Regions from separate parts of the Homo sapiens genome. Here region 1 is linked to region 2. A link is an interaction called in ENCODE POLR2A ChIA-PET data of the cell type or tissue named here. Cell type or tissue: A673. All regions are shown on one strand. Links, peaks and the distances in the headings refer to the core of each region. The heading gives the core; the rest is flanking DNA.

What was found. ChIA-PET counts read pairs that join two places held together with the same protein. Peaks named below come from ENCODE experiments on the same cell type or tissue, not always from the same donor. Only the 100,000 strongest peaks of a DNase experiment are listed, where the experiment ranks them.
Region 1: POLR2A ChIA-PET joins it to region 2 with 8 read pairs; 3 of 35 experiments call an interaction of 5 or more read pairs at or near these places.

What each region holds. Positions count from the first base shown.
Region 1 is chr4:186,938,239-186,949,310 of GRCh38, forward strand. The region is part of intron 1 of LOC102723906 (a long non-coding RNA gene); the gene reads left to right. Among named protein-coding and RNA genes, the nearest start is that of FAT1, 220 kb to the left of the region's middle. RefSeq lists an enhancer at 8,415-9,202. In A673, for the core only: no CTCF peak of the experiment used is centred there; a DNase peak (open chromatin) is centred at 4,943.
Region 2 is chr4:186,890,214-186,897,338 of GRCh38, forward strand. All of the region lies in intron 1 of LOC102723906 (a long non-coding RNA gene), which reads left to right. LOC105377599 (a long non-coding RNA gene) reads left to right here. Exons shown (of 3, transcript XR_939596.2): 1 at 1-1,155; 2 at 2,058-2,248; 3 at 2,567-2,770. Among named protein-coding and RNA genes, the nearest start is that of FAT1, 170 kb to the left of the region's middle. In A673, for the core only: no CTCF peak of the experiment used is centred there; no DNase peak of the experiment used is centred there.

The DNA.
Region 1 (11,072 bases), core at 3,340-7,339, 51 kb after region 2:
AATGGGAAGTAAAGATGAAGTAAAATGAGCGTAGAGTGTATTTTTTCTCGACAATTATTGGTGTATGGAAGCATGTAGATAAATAGTTCCCTGAAAATATCGTTTACAGGGGTGCTTTTATTTCTTTGGATGAGGAAACTACAGTACATTATAGGACAAGTGAAAGGAGCAAGTAGAGAAACAGGGTAATGATGACTTTAGGGAAAGATAAAGAGGGGTCTCAACAGTTCAGAAGGAGCAAGTCTCGGAAAAGAAGAGGGACAGTTGTGTCTGTTTCACTTATGCATTGTCATATGACAAATATCCTCAGAAACTTGGAGGCATGGCCGGACGCTGTGGTTCATAGTTTATAGGTGCACAGTGACTATAATCCCAGCACTTTGGGAGGCCAAGGCAGGGGGATTGCTTGAGCCCACGAGTTTGAGACCAGTGTGGGTAACATGGCGAAACACTGTCTCTACAAAAAAAAAAAAATTAGTTGGATATGGGAGCACATGCCTGTAGTCCCAGCTGCTTGAGGGGCTGAGGCAGGAGGATTGTTTGAGCCTGGGAGCTCTAGGCTGCAGTGAGCTGTGTTCACGCCAGTGCACTCTAGCCTGGGTGACAAAGTGAGACCTGTCTCAAAACAAAACAGAAGCCCCACAAAACTTAGAGGCTTAAACAACACCATTTTATTATTTTTCACAGTTCTGTGTGTTGGCTGCGCTCCCCTGAGATGTCTTCTCTCTGCTCTACTCGTCTCAGCTGAGCACATCTCGAGTGGCACAGTTTGGAGCAGAGGATCTAAGGTGGTTGGTCTGACTCCTTGACTGTGTTAGCTTGGGTGGCTGAAACGCCGTGGATGCTCTTTCATCCCGTAGTGTGTCTCTTCCCGTGTGGCCTTTCCAGCAGCATGGCCCAGACCTCTCACATGGTGGTTCAAGTGAGAGAAGGCTGCAGAGTCTCTTAAGGCCTAGGCACTGAGACTCACGCATCATTTCTGCCATATTCCAAGATCAAGTGAAGGTACTCTGCAGGTCACAGGGCAGGGCAGATTCAATAAGAAAGAGAACTAGGAAAAGCACAAAGATGTGGCCGCATAACACATTGGGGCCAGTTTGCAAGGATTTGCCACAATGCTTCTAGAACAAAAGAGAAGGAGAAAGGATTAGTGTAGATTTAGAACACTTCTGAATTAAGAGGAAGCAATTGGAGAAAGTTCAGGCTGAAAACCTTCAATTAGCATAGACTGAAAAAAGCTCATCTCTTAAAGGAGAAGTCATAAAAGAGTTTATATGAATCAGAGTGTGATTCCTTTTTTTCTTATACAATATGAAATAAAACCACTCTGTAACTCTTGAATAAATCTGCTGTTAGGGAATGCAGCATGCTATGAGCCTGATTTTAAAAGAAATTTTAATTTTTTTGAATAAAATATTTTAAAAATGCATATGTCACTTGCCTCTTCATATTTAATGCACTTTTAGCAAAACTCATGTTATGAACTGAGAAGGGTCTGATGTTTTACTCAAATTGCAAGCTAACAAATTAGTTTGCTATGATTGCTGGAAGAAGACATGAGACTTCTGTATCAAAGACAAAGGATTTTATTATTCATAGCAATAGTAGTATTCAGAATATAAGCACTCTTGGGCCAGTTCCCCAGCCCTAATCCACCAAGGCAATGAGAAGGTGACCAAGTGACATCTGAACATACAGTGGGTTGTGTTAGAAAAGAGGAAGTTGACCTTGGGAAACCTGAATCTTTTGTAATTGGCACTTGGCATGCTTGCTATTTGCTAGGAAGGAAATGTCATTTTTATTATACTGTACAGCATGCATGTATATGTCTCTTGTTGTGGAGGGAGATACTATCTTTGTCTTTCAAGGCTGTAAGCAATTTTATCCATTGGTCCAGAAGGAGATCCTATCACTGTCTTCCCATGCTATACAAGGCCTCCTTGAAAAGACAGCTGAGAGCAAAGATAGCTAGTGCTTCTGTTTGTAAGACATGCAGAAATGTGAGAGACCCACGAATTGTCTCCCCAAAACTAATTTTAAAATATGACTTCAGTGTGCAAGAAATGGTCAAAATAAAAATCTAAATAAATTTCTACCATAAAGAAATATTTCAAAAAAACAAATATTTCATATGTAAGAGGTAATCTCATATGTAATTTCATATGTAATCTTCAGTACGTAAGTACTTAAAAATATTCTTTATTTTAAAAGTATTGTATGTTTACTTATATATTCAATGTAAGATCAACAAATTTTTCATGTAGGCAGTGAAAGTACAAACAAATAGGAGTAGTAAGCAGTTTGGAACACTGATTTCAGTGTTCAGCTCCTTGATCAAGTATTTGGTGAAATCACAACCACCAGGGTGTGGGTGCGCCTGTTGGGCAGCAGTGACAAATGGCCTTCCCTAGGATGGCCTGTAGATGTGTCCTTGGCTTTGCTATCTGGACTATTGCCCATCCCAGCGGCTTCCCTGTACCTCTTATGAAACAACAGGAGCCTGTTAGGCTTTGGAGTTTATCTAGTTTTACAAATGTTCCAGAAAATTTGCTCCATCCCAGGATAAGCTGTGGACACATAGGTAGGATCATGATGTGGATTTATGTTTCAGATTTACCACAGAGTGGTGTGTTAGACCATTTATGCTGCTGCGACAGAGTACCACAGAATGGATAATTTATAAAGAAAAAAGATTGATTTGCTGTATGGTTCTGGAGGCTGGGAAGTCCATGGTCAAGAGGCTGCATCTGGTGAGGGCCTTCTTGCTGCATCATAACATGGTGGAAAGCATCACATGGCAAGCGAGGGTGCAAGACAGAGATAGGAAATCATTCAAACTCATCCTTTTATCAGGAGCTCACTTCTATGGTAACAGCATTAATCCACTCAGGGGGACAGGAGCCTCATGACGTAATCACCTCTTAAAGGTCCCACCTCTTAATACCATCACAATGGCAATTAAATTTCAACATGAGTTTTGGAGGGGGCATTCAAGCCACAGCAGATAGTATTGGTCTGATGCAGTCCCAAGTGTGATGGAATCTAGAGATCTCTTCAAAGTAGGAGAGGAAGTTTAGAGTGTCCACAGAATGCTTTTGCTTCTTGGTAAAGTTTGAGTACAATACATACTAATCATTGTGTAGCTGTCATATTTTTCTAACAACTTCAAAGACACCAAATCTAATTTACCTGTAAGCAGAGAGACACATCCTATTGTAGATTTAACTTTGCTCAATAGGTCCTTATGAGGGAGGAGTGTCCATTCTGTATCACTGGTGAATAAGTGAGCATATGAAGATGAAACGATCCACAAGGAAGGCAGGGCATGGAATGGAATTTATTTTATTATATTTTTTATTTTTTTGAGATGGAGTCTTGCTCTGTCACCAGGCTGGAGTGCAGTGGCATGATCTGGGCTCATTGCAACCTCTGCATCCTGGGTTCAAGCAATTCTCCTGCCTCAGCCTCCCAAGCAGCTGGGACTACAGGCATGTGCTATCATGCCTGGCTAATTTTTTTGTATTTTTAGTAGAGACAAGGTTTCACCATGTTGGCCAGGCTGGTCTCGAACTCCTGACCTCAAGTAATCCTCCTGCCTCAGTCTCCCAAAGTGCTGAGATTGCAGGTATGAGCCACTGCACCCGGCCAAGAATGGAATTAAGAATGTTCAGTTTCTTATTTCAGCCTTGGAACACTAATATTAATTGAATGTGTTGTTTTCTCCTAAATTTATGTTTGTATTTTTTCATTGGTTTAGTTCAGTTGGAAGTGTAATTTCACATTAACGGGGGAACTAAATCAATTACATGTGTTCTTAATGTTCCAGTAGTGTCTGCAACTTGGTTAAACACTGAAGTGGTTTGGAACACGGCATTAGCCAATATAGCCAGAAAGAAAAAGGGAAGAAATCAGTAGAAAAAAATGCCTATATCAATATTAACTTCTTTTTCAGCATTCAATATGCTTGACTTTTTCTCTTATGACACCTTAACCTCCTCCTAAATGCTAGCTGTCTAGACCTACTTCCTATACTCCTATTTTCATATTACTTTTTGTGTTTAAACATTTACTTCTTCACTATTTATTTCCTTTGCCTTTCTATCCACTATTTTCTTATTCTCCCTTTTTTTCCCTTCATTTAATAGTTTCTGAAAACTCATTTTTATCACTGAGTGTTTTTTTTTTAGCCTTTTCCAGAGGCAGATAATTACCACTAGAATGATCAATGGCTTTGGAGAAATGAATTAAAACATTAGTTCCATGGATAAACTCATACTTAATGTTAGGAGATTTTGATTTCCAGATAGGGGATTTTTTTTTTTAATCATCTAGACTACTCTTGGCTTTCCCTGCTAATTCTTAAGTTTGTGTACAATGTCCAACCTAACCGTGTAGGCTGATTGTTGAAAGGAACACTGGTGAACAGATCCAAATCTGTCACACTCCAGGCAAATAGCAATGGTGACACAAAAATGAGAAATAGGACTGCTGTGGACTATTTGTGTCACCCCAAATTCATATTTCGAAACCCTAATCCCCAAGGTGATGGTATTAGGAGGTGGGGCCTTTGTGAGTTGATTATGTCATGAAGGTGAAGCCCTCATGAATGGAATTAGCGTCCTTATAAGAGACCCCTGGGAGATTTCTAACTCCTGCCACATGAGAACACAGCGAGAGGACAGCTGTCTATGATGCAAGAAGCAGGCCCTCAGCAGGCACTGTGTCTGCTGCACCTTACTCTTAGACTTCCCAACTTCCAGAACTATGAGAAATGAAGGCTCGTTGATTATAAGCCATGCAGTCTATGCTATTATTGTTATAGCAGCCTGAATGGATTGAGACAAAAACCCTCCTCAACAGAACTTTAGGCTCCTTAGCCAGTGTTATGGAGCTCTTTTAAAAAGCATAGAAATCACTGGCAAAGAGCTCCTGGCATTGAGCCACGTGACAGTTAGCAGAGGCTGCTTTCTGCTTGGCCAGCTGTGCAAGGAGACAGAGCAGGGGGTCAGCAGAGGGAGCTGAAACAGTAAGACTATAAGCAGAGGAAGAGTGGCAGGAAAGAACAAAACTCAATTCAAATGTTGCCAGCACACAGTGAATTGCAGGGAACCGGCTATCATGAGAGAGGGTCCCAGGAGTACACACATCAAATGTGGTTTTTGAACCAGAGGACCTCCTGACTGCTGGTGGCAGGATGTCTCTATTCCATGTAGTTATCAATGTGTTACTCTTTTCTTTGGTTGAAAGGATTTTGGGTCAGGCACTGATCTTTCTTTGAATATATGTGCCTGTTGGATGCCTGAACAGTGAGAAATGCAGGAACGTGGTAGTTAGTGATGGTTAGGAGAGCAGGGGAAGGCACAAAACCTGAATGTCACAGGAAATTGTGCAAGTATAATAAAAGTAACAGATAGCATTTATTGCTTGATTGCTATCTGCCAGGCTCAGTGCTAGGATATGGAAATATAGAGTCACGCCAAGTAACTTTGGTCCCTGCCCTCAAGCTTAGTCTGATGCAAATCCACCATGAACCAGGGAATTGACAGGCACTGAAGGTAAAGCCAGTGCTTCAAGACGTCAGACAAGACAAAATGTCAGAAAAACAAACAACAGAGGAATTGCTATGGGAATCTTGAAAGAAAAGCTATTTCTTCTGCAGCCAAGAAGGCTTCTTTCAAGTAGGGGTGCAGATGTCTCTCAGTGGATGTGATATACCGAGGTCTTGCAGAATGAAGCAAGGGAGAGACAAAGGGGTGGGGAAAGTGGCCAACCTGGCGGGAGAGGGGAGGGCAGCTCAAAACCCACCCACCGGCCAGACATTTACTTTAGGTCAACACCTCCAGCCCCGTAGAGGCATACTGTGCATGCAAACAGACAGTGAGGGTTTGATTCTGAAAACACAAAGAACAAGTCTGGCTGTACCACACCTCTCCTTAATCCTCTTCATTTCTCTTCTCATCTCTTATTTCCCGCTCAGATTTGAGGCTCGTCGTGTCTCAAGAGCCATGCTTGGTGCCTAAGCAGTAACCAAGAAATATGGACTTTGCTATTAAAACAGATGTTCTTTAGAGGGTACTAGAGGCTGGGAAGAGGAAGGGAAAAGGGAGATAGGGAGACATTCTTTAAAGGATAAAAAATTACAGCTAGATAGGATGAGTAGTCCTGGTGTTCCGCAGGTCTGTAGGATGACTATAGTTAACAATAATACATGATATGCTTTCAAATAGCTAGAAGGAGGATATTGAATGTTCCCAACACAGAGAAATGACAAATGTTTGAGAAGATAAATACACTAATTACCCTGATCTGATCACTATACATTGTATGTATCATCACTATGTATCCCATGAACATTATGTGCCAATTAAAAAAATAAAAGAAAATATTTTTAAAAGGGGATGCTCTTTGTTAAGAAGAGAGATGGAAATGAAAGATGTCAGTACAGTGCATTTAAGTACTACTGGAAGATGTTTAAAGCATGACGGGATCCTTGAGATGGAACGTCTAATTCTAGGGGGGTGGATTTTAAGGATGTTCAAAGAGAAGGTGACATTTACGCAGAATTTTGAAGGACAACTAGTAGTTTGCCAAGTATATGGTTCCTGGGGTTCAAGGGTAGCTTTGGAGAGAGGAGAAAGCATTCTAAGCAGATAAATAGCACATGTGCATGTAAACAAGAGTGGAAATGCATCGGGAACCCAGGACACTGCGGGACTGTGGTATGGAAAGGGAGAGCTACAGGCAGAAATCAGGCTGAAAGGTTGGGGAGTGAGAGGGTAATAAAGGCTCTGCTTGTTGCAATGTACTCAAATTTAGGGGCGCCTGCCCAAGACATGCCTTTTTACAGGGGCTGCCCATCATTCACAACCTTGCTGGAGATGTGAGCCAAGTTAACATGCCTGTCTCTGGCTGTCCCTGGCTAGAGCTGATTGGACAAGGGTTGGTTCTGTGATCTTGGAGGAATCTAACAATAGACTTGGCTGAAACAAGCGTAAGACTTGTCTTCCAAAATATGAACTAAAGGTCTGATTGGTGTGTGATGGATGTGTGAGCAGAGGTACCGAGAGCAGGGGCTGAAGCAGCTCTTCTCCACCTCCTGAAGTACAGCTGAGCAGGTCTGTAGAGAGAAGCACAGGCACTCAGGGAAAGTGGAGACGAGGCCATGCGAGTCATGAGTGGGGCGTTGGTGGTGCACTTCCTGCTTTGTGTGCCATAGGATAGCTCTGTAGACTTTCATAAATACCCCTTTTAGGGAGACTCCATTTGCGTTCTTTGCAAACAAATGCACTGCTGTAAAATACATGCCATTCTAAAGAGTTTGGATTTTATCCTGTCAGTATGGGGAATCCATGAAAAATATTAAGCAGGGTTAACATAGATTCATTGTGTTGTCTTATAAATTAACTTGACTGCAACTTGAAGAATAGTTCAGAGAGGAGCAAAATCAGGAGAGGAAAACGCTAGGAGGCCATGGGAACAATCTGGACAAAGCCTGACACATCCCTCAGCTGAGGAGAGGCCTGGGGGAAGAGAGAGTCTAGATCTAAGGACATCTAGAGAGCCCCAGCTGAAGGACTTGTGAATGAGTGTTGCCGAGGCTACAGGTTGGGTGGGTATTGGCTCGCTTGTGGGACTGGCATATTGGTAGACGTGGTAAAACTTTAGAAGGAAAGAGATGTGCAAGTGAAAAAAATGAGATTCATTTCAGAGACATTGAGGCACATACAGGATATTCTTATGGAGTTATAGGCTCCAAGGAAAGTTCTGGGCTGCCACATGCAAATGGGCGTTGAAACAATGGGTGTGAAAGTGATTGCCTGTGAGGAGCAAGTGGAATGTGGAACACAAAAGTCTAAAACAGAGCTGGGAAGAAGGCATTCCTCAAGGAGCGGGCAGAAAAGGCTGAGAAGGGGTGAATTGGAGAACAAAGCCAGCAGAGCAGCATCAGAGAAAAAAGTGTGGTTTCAAAAGAAAGAGTCAAATGGTGCAGCACAGTCAATGAATGTAAGAGGTGGATTAAGACGTTTCAAGGCCATGCTGGACTCTGGCACAAGGCGTGCCAGGCTCTAAGGCGCAACAGCCCAGGCTGGCCAGAGGCACTGGGTTTGGGAGCCACTGAGCAGAGGTCACCTGCGGTGGCGGGGCAGGGGGGTGCGGGGGGAGCCACTGTCCACAGCCTTGATGGCCAGGAAAGGCTTTTAGGGATTTGTTAAACACTGTACATATTCTCAAGTCTGGGGACTTTTTAATTTCTTTTTTTCTTTTTCTTTTTTTTTTGCAGTAGGCTTTTTTTTTAACTCTGAATTTTAACAACCTAACTATCTAAGAGATTTAAGAACTGCAGTTTTTCCAGGCTTATGAAATGCAAAATGTTAAACCTCCCACTTTGCTAATGAGAGAATACAATTACTGTCTAACCAAAATAATTTAATGGCTAAGTGAGATAATTTAAAGGATCTGGAAGAGTCATGAATGCAAATAAGTGATTTTCTGCAATGTTTATCTGCCCCTCCCAGCTGAAGTCACTGAGTATACCAGCAGCTGCAGATCCCACTGAGCAGCGCTGACGGGATGGGATGGAGCCCAGGCCACCTGCTGGCCTGAGATGCAAGGTTCCCTCTGGCTGCGGGTGAGCCTTGGGCACAGGGAGTCAGCCTCCTGCAGGTGGGGCCTGGGCCTGTCTGATACCCACAGCCTTTAGTGTCTGTCTTCAGCGCGTTTTGCTCTCTTTTCCTACCTAGACTCCAAGATTCCTTGCCACCTGTGCTCCTGCCGCCGTTCTCCGCCATCTGATAAGCACTCTCTGGGCCCTGACACTGACCTGAACTGGACCAGGGTTAAGCCCAAGTCGCCCCGTCCTTCTGGGAAGGCTCTGTGGAGTCTCCCACATTTCTCTCCAGCTGCCTTCACCTCTCCCTTGCTCCATGGTCTTGAGGGCTCAGCCTTCCGGCCCCCATTCATTAAAGTTCATGATTTTCAATCACAAAGAAATGGCTACTTTACCAGAAAAAGCAGTCAGTTTGCTTAGGTATTTTTCCAGAGACAAAATGGAAGTTAAATGAAAGAAATAAGGTATCGCATTCCACCTAAGCCAGTGGGTAGCTTTACTTGAAAAACTGCCCGAATGTCCCTGTTTTGTCGTTGAGTGAACAGAGGAGCGGATGTGAGCATTTTTCAGCAGAGATGTGCTGCTTTGCAGGGAACAGGCAATATGGATGCATGTAAAATTCTTGCTTGAGGATTAAGAGTCCAAATGTGTTTTAAGAACTGGCTATGCAAAATCTCAGATATAACTGATAAACTGTTGTAATCTGGTTGGCATATAGTCCTGTCTGTACCACACTTTTTCTTTCCCTAAAACACAATTTGGCTTTCTACTTGTTGAACAAACAGATATGGCAAATAAAAGAAGGACAAATGTTATTGATTTTTTTTTTTCCTGAGAAAGAGTCCTGCTGTGTGGCCCAGGCTGGAGTGCAGTGGCGCGATCTCCGCTCACAGCAACCTCTGCCTTCAGCATTCAAGTGATTCTCTTGCCTCAGCCTCCCGAGTAGCTGGGATTACAGGCATGTGCCACCTCACCCAGCCTTATGAAGCGATTTTTACATATGACATTAGAGATATCAAAGGGGAGTGTCTTATGGTAAAAAAGCTCTACACGTTTTTAAAAACATGATTCCACTGGTATACATTTTTCCAATAAAACTCCAAAATTGATCCTATCCTAGGTATAATCTTATCCTTCTTCACACCTCTCCCATCCTTAAAAAAACTCTAAGTTAATTGGCCTTGGGAACATTTTTGGTTTCAATATTTACATTAGGATTTTGATTTTTTAAAATAATTATTGATCATTTCCAGTTTGAAAATGTTAAAAAAAATTTTTGAACAGTAACAAATTTTAAGAGGACTTTTTATCCCCTAAAGAAAGCCAGTTTATATAGAACTACTGTTATGCCAGTATTTTAAGGTGCCAGGTATATTTTCTGCTCTGATGAAATATTTAGGTAATTTCTAGCCAGACGAGATCAATAGAACAGGGCTGTACACTTTGTCGATATTTTGAGATTCTTTTTATTCCCAGACCACAAATGGACAGAGGCAGCTTTGCTCTTAAGAAGCGAGTATTTAACCACTAAAAATAGCTTATAGAATGTGAAGTCACCAAAAAGATATCTTGAGCATGGGAAAAAGAGAGCCCTGCGATCTCCCTTCTGTGATAAGAAAATTTCAAAGCACATTAGGGACTGGAATCTATCAGACTTCCATTCCGTCCCCAGAGGTACTTATTTTGGGAATGCTTACAGATGATAAAAACATGTTTGTACACTAACTACTCAATCTCCAGGCTAAATATACAGTCTACAGACTGTGTTGGTGGCTGCGAAGGCATCGTTTTCCTCGCAGCAAAGCCAGGGCTCGATTGATGGAGAAATCAGATTAGGAACCTCATTAGCCTTTGAAATGCGTGGCTGTGGGGCGAGGCCAGACTGAGGGAGATTCAGGGAGGCCAGTGAGAAAACCAACAGCTGCAGGAAGCAGTGTTCATCAAGTGGAGCACATCTTGTGGGGGTTGGAGTATTTGGAAAGATCTCAGAAGATATGCTTTCCTTTTCCTGTCACCAATGAGATATGCCTGGAATTGCTCGTTTTGTATATCTTAGAATGGGAAATGTCCAGCTTACGAATTATTTTGAGGTTAATTGCTCTTAGGAGATGTTTGGCTGTTGCTGCATTTTTGTAGCCTTCCTCTTCCAAATTGACATCACCCTTTCCTACGTAGTGGGTGAGATCCTATTGTGTCTAGAGATAGAGACAGATCAGGGCTGTCTGTGGCTGGGAGTGATGGCAGTCTCCAAACAGAGAGGGGTTTCTCTCGCTCCCTGTCGTCCCATCTCAGGCCACAGGTGGGCAGCGGAGCCCAGAGTTAAGTGGGAAGCCATGAGTGGGCAGACATTAGCTGTGCCTTCCTCTGCCTCAGGGGTCACCATCAGGATTTTCATCATTGTACTCGCTTCCCTTTCGTACCCTACCACATCCAGACTGGACCTGTGATGGGAGCTGAGGCTCCT
Region 2 (7,125 bases), core at 783-4,782:
AGGCCGGCTCGCAAGTCCCGGGCAGTGAGGAGCTTACTACCCGGGCCAGCAGCTGCGGAGGGTGTGCCGGGTCCCCCAGCAGTGCCGGCCCACCGGCTCTGTGCTGGATTTCTTGCCGTGCCTTAGCTGCCTCCCCTCGGGCAGGGCTGGGGACCTGCAGCCTGCCATGCCTGAGTCTCCCTCCGCACTGCCAGATGCTCCTGCCGGGCCTGAGTCTCCCCGACGAGCGCTGCCCCATGTTCCACGGCGCCCGATCCCATCCACTGCCCAAGGTCTGAGGAGTGCCAGCGCACGGCGACGGAGTGGCAGGCAGCTCCACCTGCGGCCCCGGTGTGAGATCCACTGGATGAAGCCAGCTGGACTCCTGAGTCTGGTGGGGACTTGGAGAATCTTTATGTCTAGCTGGGGGATTGTGAATGCACCAATCAGCACTCTGTATCTAGCTCAAGGTTTGTAAACACACCAATCAGCACCCTGTGTCTAGCTCAGGGTTTGTGAATGCACCAATCGACACTCTGTTTCTAGCTAATTTAGTGGGGCCGTGGAGAACTTTTGTGTCGAACTCAGGGATTGTAAACGCACCAATCAGCACTCTGTCAAAATGGACCAATCAGCTCTCTGTAAAACAGACCAATCGGCTCTCTGTAAAATGGACCAATCAGCAGGATGTGGGTGGGGCCAGATAAGAGAATAAAAGCAGGCTGCTCCGCGCTAGCACTAGCAAGTTGCTAGAGTGGCCTGCCACAGTGTAAGTTTTGTTCTTTAGCTCTTTGCAATAAATCTTGCTACTGCCCACTCTTTGGGTTTACACTGCATTTATGAGCTGTAACACTCATGGTGAAGATTTACAGGTTCAGTCCTGAAGCCAGCGAGACAAAGAACCCACTGGGAAGAACAAACAACTCCAGACGCCCCAACTTAAGAGCTGTTAACACCCGAAGATCTGCAGCTTCACTTTTGAGCCAGCGAGACCACGAACCCACCAGAAGGAAGAAACTCTGAACAGGCTGGAACGTCAGAAGGAACAAACTCAGGACATGCCACCTTTAAGAACTGTAACACTCACTGTGAGGGTCTGCGGCTTCATTCTTGAAGGCTGTGAGACCAAGAACCCACCAATTTCGGACACACTGGGACCACCCTCGCTGACTGGAGGTAATATTGGTTTTTGCTGTTGAAATTAATGACAAAAAGCGTGATTACCTTTGCACCAACCTAAATGTAAGTAGCCGAGGGCCAGTGTGGTGGTGCTGTGATGCCTTCTATGTCACAGGCTGTTTTTGTTTTTAATTTCTCCATCCTTATTAGTGCTTTTCCTTAAGGTCACCTCAGGTCCACAGACAAGGCTGCTGAGCCTCCAGCTATCCTGCCCATGTTCTATTTAAGAAAGAAGGGACAGGAGCAAAGATGTTTTCCAGCAATCTCATCCAATGCATTTGCTGACATTTCACTGGCCACCCCATCAGGAAGGAAAGCCAGACATTTTTTTTCTGCACCTAGAAATTTACAGGTTTTATTAGTTAAGAATATGGTTTAGTAGACTTTGGGTAGGAAACTAGCAGTCGCTGATGTGTGAGGGATTCTAAAAATAAGCTTGGACTTTTAAAAACATGTCTGATATGTTTGTGCCCTGTAGATCCATGTCACTTGGCAAAGTTCCTCCAGAGTTATCTAGAATTTTTCCTTTATTTCAATATCTCATCAATTGCTCCCGATCAGTTGCCAAACCTTGCCAGTTTCAAGTCCCAGAATGTAAACTAAATCTGTTTCCTCCTCTTCATTCCTGATACCACTTCCCTAGTTCAGGCCCTGCTGTTCCTCGCTAGGTCGCTGGCACCACCTCTTGACTGTGTCCTTTGAGTAGGGAGAGTAAAGCATGAACGGTGCCAGCTCTACAGCTGGAGCTTGGCTTTTCTTGGGGGGGGGGGGTAAATAAATTAAACAGAAAATGCTGGTAGTTCCTGTGGTGTATCTGAGCTATCTGTTTAAATAGCTGATTCGTTCATCATTAGGTGTCCAAGGACAGTGACTTGCCTTATTCTGCTCTTATTCTCCAGCACTTGAGGCAATCATTCCCAGATAGTGGAACCTCGAATGGCAGACACTGTGGTTCTCCTGCGGGGCTGAGAACTGTGAGGAGCAGAGCAGACTTCATGGAGCTCCACAAGTCACATACACAGGCGGCTGCTGGCTATTTCCGCTTTCTCATCTGGAATTGGCAGCGGACTAAGTGGGCCCTACTTATTAGGTTGGTGCAAAAGTAATCGCGATTCTTGCCATTAAAAGTAATGGCAAAAGCTGCGATTACTTTTGCACCAATCTTACTATATATATATTATTTTTTCAAATCTCAGTTTTATTCTCATTCCAGCATCCTAATGCTTTCCCTTTGGATTTTTTTTTCTAATCTTGAGAAGTTTGTGTTTTCAGTGTAGTAATAACAATAATAGTGTTCTTAGCACACGCGTTACGCCAAGGGCTTTTAAAAGATACTTTTCATAAACCAACTCACTTAATTCTCACAACAACTTTTGAAGTAGTCCACTTTCTAATCCTCATTTTACAGATAAGGAAACTGAGGCACACAAGGTCAGCTAACCTGCCCGAGGTCTCTAGCTAGTGACTGGAAGAGGTGTTCTCTGGATATTATTTGAATCTCAGTCTCGCTATATTTCTTCGTCATGACTGTAACTTTCCCCCTGTATTTCTAAATATTTTAATCTCTTGATCATATAGCATACGTTGATTTAATAAATCACTTTTACATGCATTATCGTATTTGGTATTCATCACAGCTCTCTGAGGTGGGTAAGGGAGATTTGGTTACTTCTTTCTGACAAATGAGAAAAATGATGCTCATAGACACTGTTAAGTTAGAAGCACAGGGCGTTAATTCTGGAAGTGTTTTAAAGATTACCCAATCCAGCCACTCAACTTTTAGGAAATTGAGCGTCAGAAAAATAAATGCCTTTCTCTAGTTCCCACAGCTGGCTGCAGTACCAATCACCTGCCTCTGAGTTCATTGCCAGCTGGGTGCTGTGGAACTTACCTTGACTTTGGAGTTAATTATCCAACTTCTCTGAGCTATAGTTTACCCTTTATAAAATGAGGGCATGATTATGCTTCATAAGACTGTTGTGAAACATAAATAAAGTTAATATGTGCTGGGCCTAACACAACCCAGATATCCATGAAAAGGGGTCAGGCTTTTTTTGCCCACTCCTCATTTTACCTTTTCTGTAACGCTGTCGTGAGGACATAAAATAAGTTGCTATTCTATAGCATGTATTTTATTCTATACCATGGGGCTAGGAAATAAAAACCCTGCCCATCCCCTGCTCTCTGATGTTTTTTTCTGAACTAGTTTCACGTGCCTCCTTTTACTTGCCATAATCTTTGGCTGCGGAAAACCTCCAGGCCCAATCAATCAGGTTGCTTCTACTCTCTCCAGGCTTTGTTTGCAGCCTGAACTCCAGGGTCCATCACGTCAATCGTACTGTTGCCACTGTTTTTGCACTCCCTTACCCGCTTTGCTCAGCAAAACTCCAGTCCCCCGTCAGTCCAAACACCCGATTTCCCCACCCGTGCACCAGTGCTGCTGCTGCAGGTGACACTGTGAACTTGCTACACGTTCTTGGGCTCACCCCAGCAGGGCCCTCCGTTCTGCAGAGCGATCATTTCCAGTTCTAGTCCTGTTTCCCTCACAGCTCTTTGAGATTTTCGTGTCATTCCTCAAACTCCAGACCTCACCACCTCACCTTATAGCAAGAGTGTTTGGTACCCTGCTGAGAAAAGCAGTCATCCTCATGGAAGATCGCTAACGTCAGCAGGGTGCTTTCTGTGGGGCAGACATTGGGGCAAGTCCACCATTTATGTCATTTCGTCCATCTTCACCAGAGTGCCAGGTAGTAGATATCGTTATGATTGTTCCATTTTAGAGGGGAAGCAGCTTAAGCTCAGAGAGGTTGTGTAACTTCTCCAAGGTGGAACAGCTGGGGGAAGAGAGCCACAAGCAGCTCATGGCTTGCCTCTAGAGCTGACCTATTAAGTATCAAACAACAAATTCCTCTATGTTCTCCCCTGTACACAACAAACTTATCTTCGTTAATTTTTAAAAATTAGGTTTAAAAAATTTTCTGATTTATTCATGCATACAATTTAAAGAGGCAAACAGGTATGAGGAAACAGCAGCCCCTGACCTTCTTATCCTTAACTTCCACTTCCCCAGAAGCAGCCACTTTTAACTGAATTTGTTTGGCACTTACATCCACGCTTGTAAATATCACGCTGATGCTGCCACTCACTGATATGTCCATTTGATCCCCTCTGTGGACTTCCCACGGGGGAGCATGAGGGTTTAGCTCTTCCACACAGCAACACCCCTTTCTCTCAACACAGACAACACATTTTCTGTCTGTCCCATCTTCCTATAAGTTGTACTCATTTATGTAAGATATAAATGCTAATCATGACTACGCACAGGTATGTTATCATTACTTTTCCTCTTCTGAACATTGGTGTGAGGCCTAAAATTAAGGCCCTGTGGTATATGCTGCCCTGACCTTTGGTGAAACCAGGAAGGCATCAAATGGTCTAACCTCAAGTTCCCCTCAAGCCTGCACCTGTGGATAAGGTCCCTTGGCTAAACACCCCTCCTTACTGAGCGGACCAGGCACAGTTCCTGCCTATTCCTGAGTAACAAGTTTCGGTTCCCTACCAGCCTGGAGTTTTATTCAGACAAGCCAATCACACCCTCCCATGGGGACCAGGGGTCACCTCACCCCCGTGGTACTACAAAGCCTGGCTCCCGCCGCCTGGTTGCTCACTCTGCTCCTGAGGGCCTGAGTGGTGGGCATCGCTCTTCTCCCCTGGGCTGTGAGCACTTGCTGTTAATCAACGGCCATCGATCTTACCTGGCCAGTGTCTGGCGTTGTGGGTCCAGCCATTCCTCCCTCAACGAAGAGGTGTATAGAAAGCGAGTAAAACACACGTCACTTTGTGTTTCTAGGGTTGATCCGAATCTGCTCGGTTTTCCAGTGTATACATCCTCTCCCAATCCCTTCAAACTTTAATGTCGAGTTCCTCTTCTTGGTGACTCTGACCTCTGGTCTAGCTTGGTGGGTCACTTACACCCACTCTGTGGCCATCACCTTTTGGAGATTTTGCCTGTCTGAAAATGTTGTTATTCTTACACTTACTTGATAGTTCGGCCAGGTCTGGAGTTACTGGTTGGAAATTATTTTTCTTTAGAATTTAGAAGCCATTTTCATGTCTTTTAGTTTCCAACATTGCTGTTGAGAAGTTCAAAGCCATTCAAATCCTTAATCCTTCATATGTGATCTGTTTTTCCTTTGCTATATGGAAAACATTCCCCTCACCGCCCCCCCCTTTATAAATTTACCAATGAAATGCACTAGTGTGGTTCTATTTTCATTCGTTGAACTTGAATGGGTCTTTCTAATCCAGAAATTCATCCTGGAGCTCTGGGACCATTTTCACGACTGAGTCAGTTGATGGTTTTCTCCACTCCATTTTCTTTTCCTGTTTCTACTTTCTGAAACTCATATGATATAGATATTGGCTTTCTTGAATAGTTCTCTAATTTTATTATCATTTTTCTTTTCTTTCCTTTTTTTTTTTTGTTTGAGATGGTGCCACCCAGGAGTGCAATGGCTGAATCTCGGCTCACTGCAACCTCTGCCTCCCGGGTTCAAGTGATTCTTCTGCCTCAGCCTCCCGAGTAGTTGGAACTACAGGCCCACGCCACCATGCTAATTTTTGGATTTTTAGTAGAGATGGGGTTTCACCATGTTGGCCAGGCTGGTCTTGAAATCCTGACCTCAGGTAATCCGTCCACCTTGGCCTCCCAAAGTGCTGGGATTACAGGCATCAGCCACTGCACCTGGCCTTTTTTTCCTATTTTCTGTTTTTAATCATCAGCTTTCTAGATTTCTTTACCTCATCTTCTAATCTTTCTACTGAATGTTTTATTTCTCCTGTTCTATTTTTAATTTGAAGGTTGGTTTTTGGTGCTCTTTTTGGTAAACTCTAGGCTTGTGGGTGGGGTTTTATTGATGGCGGGCTTCCCTGTGGGATGAGTTGGCTGAGCATTTTCTCGCAGATCCCCTACACTGGTTGGTCTCTTCCTGTAGGTGGGCCAGATGCCCCCAGGAGAGCTTCCAAACTCTTTCCTGAAGGCGGGCGCCACACTGCCAGCTGCCAGCACGCGGGGCTCCAGCAGGAAAGGAGATGTGTACTGATGACTTTGTATCCTTCCACACCGCCAAGTCAGCCACCACTCACTAGCTGGTTTTCAGTTTCTAAAACTGCGTTGCTGATGTTTGCATTCCTTTGGGATTTTTAATACTTTTTATGTATTATATATTGATATAACTATTAATTATGTATTAATATAACTTTACTGTTATTTAAATGGGATTTGGGAGGAATTGAGGCTAATGCAGTTTAGTTTTTGTCTGTTTATTTCTATTTCTACCTATTCTTTCATTTCCTCTCATTTTCGCTAATTTTTTTTCTAGTCTGAGGTTGTTACTTCATGCGATACTCGAACTCAGTGCCTTTGCATCTCCTCCCTGGTCTGTCTTGTGCTTTTGAATCTACACTACCTTTTCCTTTCAGCTATGAACACATTGCGATAATTCCATCTTAGACATTCGTTTGAACCCGCATCTTCCTCATTTTCTCTTTTGTATCTCTACTTCCTTTTGCAGCCGAGCTTTTAGAAAGTATCCCTGTCTCTGCTTCCTCTGAACTTATTCACCACTCTACCCATGGAAGGGGACTTCCTAGAAAGTCCCCAGATACCCCCACAGACACTTTCCTCTCTTGAGTTCACTCTACTGCTTAAGGCCATCTTGACTACATTCAGAATTCTCTTTTTCCCTTGTTTTTGTTATTATTAAAAGGAAGTTTATCTACACTGAAAGTAATGCATATTAATTATGTAAATTTGGAAAACAGAAACAATACAGGAAGGAAAGAGGAAATCCCATTCATACATGTACCAAACAGCGATAACTCCTGTTAAACTCAGGATGCATTTCCTTCCCAAGTTTTTGCTGAGAATATACTATTTGCGTAACTGGATAATTATCTATATGTACA